2 separate regions of the Homo sapiens genome follow, and region 2 is linked to region 1. The links are chromatin contacts, found by POLR2A ChIA-PET in ENCODE. All regions are on one chromosome and are shown on one strand. The core of a region is the stretch at or near the end of the contact, and the rest is flanking DNA. Distances in the headings are between cores, read along the strand shown.

The links. ChIA-PET counts read pairs that join two places held with the same protein, here RNA polymerase II (POLR2A).
Region 2: POLR2A ChIA-PET joins it to region 1 with 12 read pairs in H1. The contact joins two enhancer-like sites. POLR2A ChIA-PET finds 5 or more read pairs at or near these places in 2 of 52 experiments (B cell and H1).

The regions. Positions count from the first base shown.
Region 1 is chr4:154,164,289-154,169,079 of GRCh38, forward strand. All of the region lies in intron 10 of LOC101927947 (a long non-coding RNA gene), which reads left to right. Among named protein-coding and RNA genes, the nearest start is that of DCHS2, 330 kb to the right of the region's middle. Within about 2 kb of position 1,408, at least 4 of the 41 ENCODE cell types and tissues checked have a DNase peak (open chromatin) inside an H3K27ac peak, as active enhancers do.
Region 2 is chr4:154,505,286-154,510,180 of GRCh38, forward strand. No RefSeq gene overlaps it. Among named protein-coding and RNA genes, the nearest start is that of DCHS2, 16 kb to the left of the region's middle. Within about 2 kb of position 2,071, at least 3 of the 41 ENCODE cell types and tissues checked have a DNase peak (open chromatin) inside an H3K27ac peak, as active enhancers do.

The DNA of each region.
Region 1 (4,791 bases), core at 158-2,657:
TAGAAGTAGAGATTGGAGAGTGAAATTTTGCTAAGAGAATATGCTAGGGTCTGAATGTTTGTGTCCCCTCAAAATTCGTGTGCTGAAAACCTAATCATCAAGGTGATGATATTAGAGGATGGGGTTCTTGGGAGGTGATTAGATCACGAGGGTGGGGCCTTCATGAATGGGGTTAGTGTCCTGACGAAAGAGGCCCCAGAGAGTTCCCTTGCTCCCTTTCACCATGTGAGGACACAGCTAAAAGGCATGACCTATGAGGCAAAAAGCAGGCCAATGGCAAACACGGAAACTGCTGGCACCTTAATCTTGGACATTATAGCCTCCAGAACTGTAAGAAATATTTCTCTTATTTACAACCTACCCAGTGTATAGTATTTTGTCATAGCAGTCTGAACTGACTTTGACAGACAATTCCTGGTAGTGGCTGGTATCTGGACTGTGGCCCTGGGAGTGGACTGATGTGTAAGAATGAAGGCAAAGTTCGATGATCTGTGAGGCTGGGAAGATACCCAAATCAACACATACATCGCCTCATGTAGGATACATTAAGACTCTGGTTGAAGAGAAAGTCTACATCAATTTAGACCACTTGGCCTCTGAAAAGATGTTGCCCTTGTTGATTTTCTGTGTATATATATATATTGCTGAGTCTTTGGTTGATAATGCTTTTTTTTTTTTTAATTCTCAAGAGTCAAAAAGTCCCCACAGAGAAGACCCACTTGCTAATCCTGAGCAGACCATGCAATGGAAGCATCTTGAGGCAGAGTGGTGAAGCTGAAAGCCCTGGACTAGGAACTGGAGCTGTAGAGTCCTGCTGTGGTTCTGCTGTTGACTTACTTGTTTAAATCAGAGATGAAATAACAACCTCTCTGGGCCTCTTATCTGTGAAATGAGAGGTTTGGCTAATGTGGTTTCCCAGGAATTTTCTGGCTCTAAGTTACATTCAATTTCAGCAGAATATTTGTTTCTAACCTTTCCCATGCTGCTGCTGAGTTGGCCTAATTGCTAGCCCTCCACTGATTTCATTCTGCCCCACCCCACCCTCAGATGACTCCTTCTTTCCACTTAGAGATAACAGCACCAATTAACTCAGGATAATTTCCCTCACTGCCAAAACTATTTCCAAAATGCAAACTTGTGGCTGCTGATTCATGCTGCTAGAGAAGCACTGTTTCTTTCTGACTGGCTTCACGTGTGTTGCCACTACAGGAAGAGACCAAGTCACTGGTAAAAAGCTAGGGTAACCAGGAGAAATGGCCCCTTCAGATGACACTGTGAGAGTCAACAAGGTAAGAAAGAGGAAGCTTTAAAATCACCACCATCATCATTTTTGAAATGTGGAAAGTTAGTTATGCATGGTGCTTGCCCTTGGGTACCTTAAAATTGAAAACATATAAGCAAAACACCATATATGGCCTGGCACAGTGACTCATGCCTATAAATCCCAGCACTTTGGAAGGTGGAGGTGGGTGGATGGCTTGAGCCCAGGAGTTTCAGATCAGCTTGTGCAATATGGTGAAAGCCTGTATCTGCCAAAAAAAAAAAAAAAAAAGAAAAGAAATACACAAAAATTAGCTGGGTGCAGTAGTGCATACCTGTAGTCCCAGCTACTCAGAAGGCTGAGGCAAGAAGAACGCTTGAGCCCAGGAGTTTGAGGATGCAGTGAGCCATGATTGCACCACTGCACTCCAGCCTAGGTGGCAGATCAAGACCCTGTCTCAAAAGAAAAAAAAAATATCAAAAACCAACAAAAACCAAAAACCATATAAACATCATCTTGTAAAGTAAATAAATATATAAGTGATTTAGGAGTCAACACATATTACTCAAGAGCACCCTATTGAGGCCCCAAGTCTCATTGACAAGATCTAATTGGAGTTTATATCTGTAAGGCCAACACTATGAGAATGAATGGGGTGATGAGCAGAAAAATAGTAGGGCTGGGGAGGGGACACAAAGAGAGACATTCTCAGCACAATGCCCAAAGGAGCTCCTTCTTTTACATGGCTAGATGACAAGAGGAAGTGATGAAGTCATAAAAGGAGTCAATGAGAGAGAAAGAAATGGGTGAGCGAAGTTCCTCAGTATCAAATAAAATGTAGTTCAAAGGAGGAGAGGCTGGTGTGAAGAGGAAAATGACAAAGGTGAGTCAAAAAAGCTAGGCCTGGAATAGGTTTTTGGAATTATCCATTATGAGGTCATTGACAACTTTGTCATAGGAGTTTCTGTGGAATTACAGGGCAGGATCCAGACAACATTAATTTACATAGCAAATGTTTGGAATGAAAGTGATGTTTCTAAGTCGAGACTATTCTTTCAGAAAAATTAACAGCAAAGTTTGGTACTCAAGGGGATAATAAAAACAAGGGAAAAATTTTGAGGAGGAATAAACCTTGGCCTGAGGTTAAAACAAAAAGGAAGAATTGATTGGAAGCAGGGCATTAACAACACATAGAAGAAGAATGGCACAATGGATGAAGCAGAAACCAGAGAAAGGAGACGAGCTCACAATCCTGGGTGAAGGAATGAGGGGAAAGGAGGGTAAAGAGATTCTGAGTTTTCAAAAATAAAGGATATCAGCAGAGAGGCAGATATAAAGCTGGCCAGTAACTTTTATGTGGAGAGTTTCTTGAAGATTTCAAGCATAGGAAGAGGGGAGAAGAGCAGAGTGCTATGATCCAAGATCTAGGCTTAGAAAGTTCCAGAAAAAGAAGAATTAGAACAAGTAATTGGCTTATCTCCAAATATGCCCAAAGATGGGACCGAAGACATTGCCTCACCTGCATAACAGGGAACAATTTACTATAAAACTAGAAATGATTGGAGCAAAGGTTGATTCTCTCACCTCTTATTACTGTTGTCTCCATTTCTATTACTAACATGGAGGGGCAGGAAAAAAAAAAACAAAGAAAAATCATTGCTGATCCTAGTAAGGACTTCTGCACATATGTGACCAACTGCTCTGTAGAGTGTATATTTGACAACCCAGAGTTCTGCTGGTGTGGCATACAACCATTAAATTACCTAAAACTTCTTGTTAGCTAAAAAATAGTTTCTACTTATATCATTTGTAAGTATCCTCAGTATACTCTAATTTTTTGCTGACTGGAGACCTATTTTGGGAAATATATACAGGTCCACAGCTCCTTATCAAAACAGCACCTAAGTAAGGCTCAGCCTCTTCTACTGAGTTTCACACACTATAGTAGTGGTCAATAAGCTTTATTCTCAGATATACATTCAAAGGTTTTAAAGAAAAAATACATACTTTTTCATAAATTTTTAAGTTAACATCTAAAATTTTTCATTAACACTATAAATGATTACAAAGGATATCATTTTCCTGTGTGTTATAAATGAATGACATTGAAAAATAGAACCATTACTTCATTTTTTGAAAAGTACTAATGACATCAAAATACCATAGTGATCATTTAAAAACAAATTTTTGATTGACATATAACATTTAAAAATGTACCAAATTATGAGTGTACATCCCACTGGTTCCACAGAGTTAAGACACTCATGTAACCAGCAAACAGACAAACAGTTTAAGAAGTTCTTCTTCGCTCCTTCTAAGACAGTCCTTTGCCACAAAGGTAACCATTATTGGGACTTTAGTATCACAGATTAGTTTCCTGTTTTTAAACTCTATGTAAATGGGATTATATAGTAGTTATGCTTTTGAATATGGCTTCTTTTGCTCAGTATTAAGTTTATGGAATTTATTGTTGGGAGTAGAAATACGTCATTCTCCTTGCTGTGTTGTAGTCCTTAGTAGGAATATACTGCAATTTATTTATTACATTTTTAGTGTACATTTGAATTATTTTCAATTTGAGGCTATTATGGGCAGTGCTGCTGTACATATTTTTATTCATGCTTTTTTGTGATGTATGTAAACATTTATGTTAGTTGTATGTCTAACAGTGAAACTGTTGGAAGATTGGGTCATGCATATATTCAGCTTTTTTTATATATTGTCATATATTCAGACATTTTTCAGGGTATTTGTACCAAATTATCTTTTTATTAGAAGTATGTGAGAGTTTTAGCTGCTCTGCATCATTTGATAGTCTCTGTTTATTTTTCCTTTTACCTATTCTAGTGAGTATAAAATTTGAGCACTTTTCAAATTTTTTTGGTTCTTTGGATATCCTTTTTTTGTAAGTCTCTTTCCATTTTTCTATTGGGTTATTCTTTTTCTTATTGATCTGTTGGTACTCTCTGTATAGTCTCTATATAAGCTCTTTGATGTACATATTGCAAATATCCTATTTCATTCTTTGGCTTTCAATTTTACTAGTGGTGTCTTTTATATGCAAGTTATTAATTTTAATGTGTACCAATTTTTAACTATTTTCCTGTATGGTTAGTACCTTTTATATCCTGTATAAGAAATTTCTGCCAACTCAAGATTATGAAAATGTTCTTGCAAGTACTCCTCTAGAGGTTATATTATTTCAGCATTCACATAAATATAAATATAATCTCAATATGATATAATATAAAATTACTACTGTATTACATAATTAATTAGGTAAAAATCAATTTGAATTGACTTTTGTGTACTGTGTGAGGCAGAAGTAAAAGTAATTCTCCCCTGCTTCATAGCCAATTGACCCAAGAATATTTACTAAAATGGCATATATTTCCACAACACTGCAAGGCCATCTTTGTTATAAATTAGGCAACCTTATATTTGTGGTTATGTTTCTATTTGGCTATCTTCACCATGAGAATTTGATTTGGTCCCTGGCAGTAAAACCCACAAAACTGAGTCCCCAGAAG
Region 2 (4,895 bases), core at 821-3,320, 340 kb after region 1:
TTTGCATGACAAACACATCTCTTTTATTTGGATTACACGTTTCCAGATCATTACAAATGGGAAATTTTAATCAAGATGCCCATATACACAGCTTACATAAAGGCAATTGTAAGATGCATGTATTCAATATTTACATGTTTCAGAAAATATTAGTTGCCATATAGAAGAATATTGCTATGCCATGGTGATTATCATTTGGGGGGAAATCATTTGAAGGGATGCTGCCTCAGAAGGACCAGGCGCCAAAGATGTTAAGGTATGTTGCTAAGAGATGGGGTGTCCCCACTATTGACACCCCCTCATTTTCCCACTCTCTTAGCTTCAGCTTCAGCTTCCTACCTAGACCCCAACGATACTCAAATCTATGACTTTAAGAACACATAGCCTCTTTCTCCCTCAAATGTGAATTCCTCATTCTCAATGGATGACGAATCTTTTCCAACTGATACTTAACAGGACCCATTGGTATATTGGGGCTGGTATTTTTGGGGGCTGGTATATTTAACAACTGTTAAATACCAGCCCCAATATACCACTTTCTCTCCTAAACTTCCTTTCTTTCACTGAGTCCAGTGGACTATATTTTTGATTTAAATTTTTTCTCCATCTCTCCACCATTTCTTGAATCTGGATAATCAGGTCTTGTTTAAATGATTGGAATTGCTTTTTGACAAGCCAGCCTACCTCCAATACCTAAACATGTTCCATCCCTCCACTGACAAACTACTAAATACTTCCATAGTTATCTTTCCAAAGAGACAATCCGATTATCTCCACTACCTTCCCCTCTTGTTTTAAAACCCTTCAGTGGCTCTCCCATTAAGGACTAGAGTCATATCTCCTTATTCCTGCATGCAATGTCCTTTGTGATCAGACCTCGGCTCATTTCCCAGGCTCATCACCCTCCTGTCCTCCCCAGGCCTTAGCCAGCTCTCATTATGTGAGAGTTTGAGAAGATGTCACTAAATTGTAGCCTTTCAAATGCCTTCAACTCCTAGGCATGGACTTATGCCTCCAAAAATGCAAAGTAATAAAATGTGGAAAATAATCAGTTTATTTTTATTTGCGGGTTGGTTTTATTTCACATGCTAAGGTTCTTCTAAATTTATTCTGGCTTCCCTGCAGCAATTCTGCCCAATTCCATTTTACGTGAAATAACAGCAGCAAAGTTCAGAAATACTGCCACCTTGTGATCACAGAGTAGGTGAAAAGCCAAGTGGTCCTCCCTTTATAAACATGTTTATAAACAGAGGAGCTCAGAACTGGAGAGATTCCCTGACCAGTCCCTCTTTCCAGGCCTTAAAACTAACAACCACTTGATTACTGCTAGAAACTCAAAATTACAAAACTCTACCTTTAGGGTCTACTCTTAGTGACTCTCTTTTGTAGAGTTTTGTTGGTTTCCCTCCCCCAGATTATTTAAAGATACTGAAGGACCCACTTATTTAAGCCATCTTCAGGTTCAGGTCCTTTGAAGCCCAGAGAACTTTTTTAAGCCTTTTACTTTTAGGAGGTATGTGCTCCAGACCATAGCTGTCAACTGTATTAGGACAGCAGTGAGTTGATGCTATTTGACAATACAAACCCAAAACAGGGCGTGTAAGAAGTCCTCAAGAGCTGCTTATTGAGAGAATTAATGAATAAACAAATGAACAGCAGATACGATGACGATTTTAAGAGTGGAGAAAAATGTTTCTAATATTTTTGAAAGCAGTCATTTTATTTTGAAATGTCAAGTCCATCTTGAAACATTGACATATTCTATACTCTTGAGCTATTTAAGGTGGGTTTGAATAAAAGAATAATGGAGGTGTAGAGAGGCGAAGTGACCTATGTCTAGTGGCATACCAACAATAAATAGGTTCAGGGCAACTCAGGGCATTGCAAAGATGGGTGAGGCTGAAAGGAAATGTAAAACATATTCATTCAAACCCCTTTTGATACTGCTTTGCAAAAACAGGTTCATCCAGTTCTTCCTTTCTCTCTCTCTGTCTCTCTCTCTTTCTTGAGACAGGATCTTACTCTGTCACCCAGACTGAAGTGTAGTGGTGTGATCATGACTCACTGTAGCCTCAATCTCCCAGGCTCAAACAATTCTCAGGCCTCAGCCTCCGCACCTGGCTAATATTTTGATTTTTTGTAAAAACAGGTGCCCACGCTGGCTCAAATTCCTGAGCTCAAGTGATCCATGCACCTCGGCCTCCCAAAGTGCTGGGATTACAGGCAAGAGCCACAACACCCAGCCTTCTTCCTCTCTTTGGCTCTATTCTTAACTATTATTTCATCACATAGACTAGCTTATTTTTTAAGGTTTGTTCTCAGAATGATTGTTTTCAAATGACTTAGAACTGGATTTCTCATAAGCAGCATAGTAGCCACTGGAGACTTTTGTACACAGGTAGAGAATAAGCTGCTTTGAAAAGTCATTGGTCATTCCAAAACTCATTTGTATCATGAGACATCATAGAATATATGCTTTGTAAATAATTTGTTTTTCAGAGTCAATAACTAATTACCAGTTCATGCCCTATAAATAAATCCATATTGGAAATTATGTCTAAGTAGATTCATCACAGAAACGATTGGCCGACTGACCAAACAGCAAACTTCATGATTTACTTCTTGGCTTAGCTGCTCTCTTTGCATTTCTTTTTTAAGCAGTCCTCTTCCCCCATCATTATTATAGTAAAGAAGGAAAATGGACAAGGTGAAGCAAGGCTAGACAGGTGTGAATTTAAAAATCACTGATCCTAGAAAATGTTTGCAGCTTTTGGGTTGTAAGAAAGTGAAGTAGGCCTGACATGCTGGCTCACGCCTATAATCCCAGCACTTTGGGAGGCTCAGTCAGGAGGATCACTTGAGCCTAGGAGTTTGAGACCAGCCTGGCAATATACGGAGATCCCATCTCTACTGAAAGTACAAATAAAAAATTAGCAAGTCATGGTAGAGCATCCCTGTGGTCCTAGTTACTCAGGAGGCTGAGGTAGGAGGATTGCTTGAGCCCAGGAGGTCGAGGCTATAGCAAGCTGTGTTCGCAAGGAAGAAGATGAAGCAGGTTCTGTGACACAGAACAGAATTCAGGGCAAGTGCAGGGCTGGGCAGCCTCACACTGTAATTCACACTCAGGGCAATAAACAGAAAATAATTTTCAGAATGAAATCATGGCATTGATCTTGTCATCATCTCGAGCACTTGAGATTTTGAAACAAATTAACATTGTCTCCTTAAATGCAAGGTATCCTTCTTAGGCTCCTTAAGGAACTTTGCCATTTAAAAAAGTTAAGTTTTCAAGATAAAGAGACCTACTTTGGTCACAGTGAAGATTATGACTAGCCAATTGGCAAATGCCAGAAGAAATCCATGTGTTTCTTTTCCTTTCACTCTGCCCATGTTCCACGTATATCAGTTCCACTTAGCTAAGTTGTCTGCTCCTTTTGACTTGCTGGAATATCACAATGCAAGTCTGGTGGGCACAGAAATTCTGGGATGGTGTCTAGCCTTAATTAAACACCCCCAACTGTGGTGCAGTCAAACCTTGAGATTTTCATGACTACTGAGACCTGGACAAAAAACAAGTATTTTTTGCCCAGTAGAGTTGAAAGCCGAAATAAGCAAACAAGAAGGAGGAAACATATAAGTAGGAGATTGCAAAGGCAGAGAGGTAAAGATGGCTTAGCTCCAGGTGGTCAATGATGCTCTATCCAGATGAGGGGCTTTGGGGCCCAGAGCCTGCATGTCCTGATGGGTTTTCAATTCTGAGCACAAGATATTCATCTGAAATGTTAATTTTCCATGTTCAGCCATTTGCCATCCGGATAAAATTCCCAGCACAGCTTCTGCACAAACTCAGGATAAGGTGGCAAGCTCTTAACTGCCTTGACTGGTAAACCATGTAAATAACCCCTTTTCATTGTTTTTTTCCACAGGCAAGATAGAGTAGTCTTTCTAATATTAACTTCAGCATAAATATTGAAACTCACATAACTTGAATATTGAAAAAAGCTTCCAAATGGTCTTTGAATTTAAATAGCACCTTGAGACTCCCAGCCCCCAGAACAGCTCTAAAATTCAAATGACTAACCAACTTGCCATTCTTTGCCTTCTCTAATTTCCATATTTCTTTTTTTTTGTGCTAATAATTAGCCATCTCCCACATTCTTGATCACATGTAAACAGTAGACCAGGCATGGTGGAGAGAGCAGCTAATTAATATCATTCAGATGGAAGGGCTTTCATTTTCTGCCTGCTTTTGGGAAATTATTCCCTGGAAGAATTTCTTTGTATGGAGATATTGGACAATCTCCTATGTCCATCCTGTGGACAATAGGAGATGTTGTCTGGGCTCTGTAACATGGATTTGATCATTCCAGCTGTCTGCTTTTAGCAGTGTGCGATAACACATGGTCAGATGGCTTGCCCTGCCCTAACATATGCACGATCATGGTTCAATATCACTTCACTGGAGTACCCAAATGTTTCTGGTTTACCTGCAAAAAATTCAACTTTTTTTAAACAAAATTGGGAAATAGTATAGGTCTTGTACAGCATTCCAGTCATGCACCAAGCACACACCAAGGGTTGTTTAGTAGGTGGCCCCATGTTGGGTACAGTTCTCTCCCTAAAACTACAGGAAAGGCACTCCATTCTCACACATTGGATCCTTCTTGCACTTTCATTCTCACACATAACAAATCTCCCACAGGCAGACAGTTCGCAAAGACCATATGGATAGAGAGGCATTTTGTCTTATTTTTAAATTTTTTTTTTTTACAAAACTGATATGCAGATTTAATAAACTATCTAACAGTATTGTCAAGGGAGTTGGGCAAAATTTTCAGATAATTATATTTGGCCCCATTTCACATGAAAATATCCTTTATGACTTAGAGTACATT